Regions from separate parts of the Mus musculus genome. Here region 1 is linked to region 2. Evidence: chromatin loops called from intact Hi-C (ENCODE). Cell type or tissue: heart. All regions are shown on one strand. Links, peaks and the distances in the headings refer to the core of each region. The heading gives the core; the rest is flanking DNA. Region 1 overlaps Sgk1 (serum/glucocorticoid regulated kinase 1). Region 2 holds the start of Platr6 (a long non-coding RNA gene).

The links. Peaks named below come from ENCODE experiments on the same cell type or tissue, not always from the same donor. Only the 100,000 strongest peaks of a DNase experiment are listed, where the experiment ranks them.
Region 1: it touches region 2 in a loop (2.4-fold over the local background); 1 of 42 quality-filtered maps calls a loop at or near these places.

Annotation. Positions count from the first base shown.
Region 1 is chr10:21,917,258-21,920,171 of GRCm38, forward strand. The region is part of intron 1 of Sgk1 (serum/glucocorticoid regulated kinase 1); the gene reads left to right. Among named protein-coding and RNA genes, the nearest start is that of Gm46215, 36 kb to the left of the region's middle. In heart, for the core only: no CTCF peak of the experiment used is centred there; a DNase peak (open chromatin) is centred at 1,654; H3K27ac peaks cover 844 bases.
Region 2 is chr10:21,856,707-21,859,620 of GRCm38, forward strand. It overlaps Platr6 (a long non-coding RNA gene), which reads right to left and starts at 1,532. Exons shown (of 5, transcript XR_001779731.1): 1 at 1,388-1,532. In heart, for the core only: a CTCF peak has its summit at 1,105; a DNase peak (open chromatin) is centred at 1,115.

The DNA of each region.
Region 1 (2,914 bases), core at 122-2,621, 61 kb after region 2:
ATTTAATTATTTACAGTAAGCTTATTGGGGGAACTTCAGAGTTGTGGAAGTGTGGTGGAAGAGCCAGGCAGGGAGGAAATGTTCAGGGTAGAGCAAATGCCCTTTGATCATGAATTCGTTCAACAAATTTAGACTGATGCCATGTGTCCCAGATACGGAGAGCAAACTCTTATGAGCAGTATTCCAGTGAATAGTCTCAAATCTATGACACGGCCGGAGGATCTACAAGGACTTACCTGCTCCATGACTTCCATCTTATGCATAACGACACTGAAAACATTTCAGAAGCATCAAGTGTCTTGCTCAAGGCCATTGCAAAGCTAGAGCTACAATCTGATTCTCTTTTAATTCTGACTTTACATGGATGGTGTTAACCCACATGGATGTATGTGTACAGTGTGTATGTGTGTGTGTGTGTGTGTGCCTAGAACTGCAAACCTCAGAAGAAAGTGTAGGATCCCTTAGAAGTAGAATTATAGATGGTTCTGAGCCATCATATGGGTGCTGTGAATTGAATGTAGATCCTCTGTTAGAGCAGCAAGGGCTCTGAACCATGGCATCTCCAGCCACTAAAATTCAGTTCTCTTAATTCAGTTCATCATTGTAGAAAGTCTTTCTTGTTGCTGTTGTTTTGTTTTGTTTTTTACTTGGCTATGGTTGCTTCATGGTTTCTGGTGTGTTTGGTTTGGTTTTGACTTTTGTGATTATTATTTATTCAATTTTCTGACAGGGTTTCTCTGTATAGCCATGGATATCCTTGAACTCACTCTGTGGACCAGGCTTGCCTTGAATTTAGAAATCTACCTTACCTACTGCTGGAATTTAAAAGTCTGTGCTATCTCATCCAGTTCAGTGTTTCCTTGTTATTTTGAGACAAGCTCGCAGTCCAGCCTTGAAAGTTGAGGCTAGCCTTGAACTTCTGATCCTCCTGTCTCTGCCCCACCAAGTGCCAGGATTACCGGTCATTACCAAGGCTGATTTTTGTGGTACTGGGGATCCAACTGCGGCATTAAGCATGCTAAGCAAGCATTCTACCACCTGAACTACACCTCCACACAAACACATGTGACTTTTAAAGGTCGCCCTTAGAATGTCTATGTTTAGGGGAGCCTAAAGAAAAGTGTGAATGAGACAAGGCTCATTCTTAGGTCTTGACAGGGCTGGCTCAAATTCCTACAGAGCACAGTACAAAAGCAACTGTAGTTTGTAGCTCAGTGTTTCAGTGTTCCAGCCTCATTCAGTGCCCCACCCCCACCCCCACCGCACTGTCTTCTCATTCAAGCACACCTCCAAGGCCAGCTCTCCCTAGATAAAGCTCTGGACAAAGCATGCCTTTATCCTGCAAAGCCTCTGCTGTCCTCTGCCGGAGTTAGAAAAGGAGTTGAGCTCTGGTCAGACCCCATGTAACAAGCTAGATGTCTCCACAAATGCCTGTAAGCCACCTTCAGGGAGGGCACAGACTGAAAGCACTGGTCCTTGCTGGCTTCCAGCCTGGATGCGAAAATGTGAACTCCAGGTTCAGGGTGAGACTACTTACAGACTGAGGCTGGGTCACCTGCTCTCCACAAGGGCTTGCCCCCGAGGATGACTCTCTTGCCTTGTGTGTGACTCAACGTGAAGGAGATAGGAAGCAAACTTGGGAGAGAGCACAGAGAAGGAGCTTCCTCAATGTCCGGCCAGTGAGAGGCAGCGGTGTGGCCACCACTCAGAAGGGAGTCAGACAAGTAGAACAATGGGCATGTGGTTTTTTCATTTCAAGTAAACCCTCAAGTCAGTCAAACTTTGATGAGAAGCACAATGGTTGGATGATTGTCCTAAGTATATGACTGAATTGTGTTCCCACGTCCATCAGGATGCAATGGGGAGGGTTTGGGTGCTCCGGGGAGTTTATAACCTAGCATACTTGGAGTTGCAGTAAGTATTATCTGGGGATTTCTACCCTACCTTAGATCATTTGGTTCCCAAATAAAAGACATACACCATTATGTTTATAATAAGCCTTACAGCATTAGATCTAAGCAGATATCAACCCTCTATGCTAGTTTGTCCACTTCCCTGTCAATAACCCTGAGATATCACTTGCAATGCTCTGCCTAAGCCCCTCCTACTCCAGCAGGCTGACCCTAATGGCTTTGTGTTCACAATCCACCTCCCCAAGGCACCTTCCTCCTCTTCCTCCTTCTTCCTCTCCTTGTGGTCTCTGCCTCAGACCCCAAGCCAAGGAATTGAAGCCCCGCCTGCCTCTCTTCTACCCAGCTACAGGCTGCAGGCATCTTTATTAAACAATAGTTTTAAATTAAGGAGCAAGGTTTGTACAATAAAAGCTGGCATATGTGAGAATTCACTCATCTTGAGACAACTAGGCCTTGGGATACAGAATTTAACATTACAATACATATAGCAACAGACCAAACCTCTACAACTTGGTATTCCAGACGACCACTGACATGGGTGTTTCTGTTCCTGTGACATCTGTTAGTGAGTCGTGACATCAATTCAGTCAACTACAGTCAACATTTTAGAAGAGGGACTTGAGTAGGGAATGCCAATGTATTTCATACTAAACACAAAGGAAAGAAATTACTTGACATGTTAGGCAGCGAAGGTTTCAGTGGCCGGATTGCCTATTGCGTTGGGTTGGATGGTAGGGTTCGAACAAGCAGAACGGACTCAAGCTACTGCGTCCATGTAGATTTAAGAAGCCAGAAGAAACCGAGTACTGAGAGCGAGATTGGTGCCTGGATGGGAAAGGGCAGAGACTTGAGAAACAATTGATAGCTTTGATGATCATCTTGCACTGCGTTCCGGTCCCATGGTTATCTAATAACCCGGCTCTCCTGCTACAGACACTTCAGAGGCACCTACTTGCCTCGTGACTCACTCTTCCTATCTCTCCTTAAAAAGCAGTGGGCAG
Region 2 (2,914 bases), core at 130-2,629:
GGCTCAGACCCAGAGCCTTGTACACACCAGGCAACCCTTGGTATACACCCACAGGCCCTCTCACCTGTTCCTTTCCTCTTTGCTCAGAGACACAATGCTCTTCCACATGTCAATCAACAGGTACTCCTGTTTGCCCGGTCCCAGAACTCCCCAACCCGCCCATCAATTCGGCTCGCCAACTTTCACTTATCCATGGAGGCTCAGCCCAGCCCAGCCCAGCCCAGCCCAGCCCAGCCTAGCCTCCTTCCCATGCTCAGCCTGGATTCCTCTCTGCCCTCACTGTCTCTGCTCTTCCCTTCAGTATATTTATAGTTTGATTTTGTTGTTGTTTGAAATGGGTTTCACTATGGAGCCCAGGCTGGCCTTGGGATGACTTATGTGAGCCATGATAGCTGGCTAACATTTATTCTTTGAGAGCATTTGTTTGCTGCCTTCTACCAGCCTGACCTGGAATCACTTCAGGGATACTCTGAGGACAAGCCAGACCCCTTCACAAGCATCTATGCCCACTTCAGGATGAGCATGGTGCTTTGGCTAGTCAACAAGTCTTTGCTCAAATATACTAAAGATTGTAATCATCTTTTGAGGAACCTATCCTCTGCTTGAATACTAGAAGGCACCTTTTAAACAGCCTGTCGATAACGGGTTTCCTATCAAATTCTAACTTTAAAAAATGATTTTGCCATACATCATTTGCCTTTCAGTGCAGTCAATAAATTCACACAGTTTGGGGGTGGGGTGGGGAAAGAAGTATCCCAGTGTCTCCTTTTCAGGGCTATTACCACAGACAACCCTCCTGATAGCACACACCTGAGCATCTGGCTACTAGCCAGAAAGGAAAGCATTGCAGGCCTTGTATGCATCTTTTGCTCCCAGAGTTCTCAACCATTTCCCCATCTAAGTATCAGGCCTGACCCCCCTTAGCTTCTGATATCAAACAAGAACTTTTTCCTAAGGCTGAATAGGTACAGTACTTTGTGAGGATTCATGCAATCTGCAGTCAGGCACTGGAATTTGTTTCTGAGGGAGGAGGCATCCAAGAAGTCCTCTCGTGCTCCGCCCTGGCGCCTGCCCTGAGCGCACAGAGGCCAGCACGTCTGCACCCAGCCAGGAAAGGGCAGGGCAGGCACCACCAGCTTGGGACAGCGGCAGGATGCTCAGCCCCTTCCAGGCTCCGCTGCAGTCCCCAGGGACCAGAAGCTCTGACACCACTGAGCTTGTCCCGGGCCTTTGGCACAGTGTGAGGCCTGTTGGTTCTGGACATAGCCTTGCATAAACCCGGCACACTGCCCACAGCCTGTGCACTATAACTTTAGTGCTTGCTCTGGGACAACACGCTGCACAGCTATGAAGTATCAACTTTTCTTACCCTGTGCAGAGTGCCTACCTGCAATCTGTTTGAAATAATGCCTCCAATCTGGTGTGCAGCTCAATGGTGTGGACGTTTCTTTTGAGTTTAACATTACTGTTTCCATCTTGATTGGAGCAGTTTTCATTGGCAGGAAGCTCTCCGGAGACCAGGCCCAGTGAATTCCCCTGTCAATCACAGAGGGAGAGGAGAGGTAGATAGGGATCCAAGGCCCTTCTATTCCTGCCCCCACCTCCCACCCCCCACCCCCGCTCCACTGCCTGCTTTACATGAGGTAAATAATTGCCTGCCTGGGACTCTTTGGTGGTGTGGTTGCCTATGGGTTTGCTAAGGGAATCATCAGTGGAATAGCTTTCCATAAGTCTGTGCTGGGGGTGGGACTCTGCAGTGATGTAACTGCTGCCTTTAGCTACCCTATGTTTCTGCAAGTAAACCCAGTAGTTTCATCGGTTTGCCAAGATGGACTTGGGTCCATCAGTATCCTCCCTACCTGGGTTTTTCAGGAAAAAAAAAAAATGCCAAGACAAGCTGTATTGAACCTTCGACTCAAGGCTTGAGTGGCTCATAAACCATGATAAGAGCTCACTCGGCTTGCAGCTTGTCCGGTAGAAAGCGTCCTTGGCATGCGTAAGACCCTGCATTCAGTCCCTAACACCCCATAAAAGCAGGAGAGTTAATGCTTGCACTCGGGAAGCAGGAAAAGGGCCAAAAGGTCAAGGTCATCCTTGGCTAGTAGATGAAATCTCAAAGTAAACAAAGCAAACCATGACAATGATGACAGCTTTTAATGGTTTTCACATAGACCAACTCCATTAGCCCTACCAAGGGCTTTAAAAGAAGAAGCTGCCCTCCTCTGACTGATGAGGAAATAGAGATAAAGAGGGTCTGGGATGGGAAGGTTTATGCTGGCCTACGGTTTGAATCTGTCCAGGACACACAGAAACACACAGAGAGGGCTTCTAGGAAAAAAGGGTGCTGGTGAAAACAGAATTCCTGCGGAGCCCACTATGAGACTTACCCAAGTTTTAAACATACTAGTCACGGTGACTGCTAATTTAACTAAAAGATAAGGATTAGTTTGCAAAGGGGGACAGGGGAGATGGCGGGGTACTATAAACTTGGATTAGAGTCAGGGTGACAGTTTTTCTCTTTGGTGTGCTTTGCTTTCCTTGAAGTACAGACTAAAATGATAGTTTTAACTCTTCGAATAAAAAGGATTCAGACAGTTTCCTAATGGTACCAGGAATATGGCCCCAGGTGAAGACTCCCTGTTTCTACTTTTGTTTATTCCTCTTCCTATCCCTCCTCACACCAAACCTTTGCTATGTAGCCCAGGCTGGCCCAGACATCACAATCGTCCAGACCCAGCCTTCTCAGGGCTGGCAAAAGTGAGTTCGGTACATAATCTTAAGTGAAGAGTATACTTAGGTCCATCTTGTATCACTGGCTGTCCTAATTCCGGCTTTTACCTCCTATAAATCAGCTCAGCGCCTTTGCTCTGCCGTTCTGACCCCCAGCTAGTTAAGTGATGCTTCCATTGCCCTC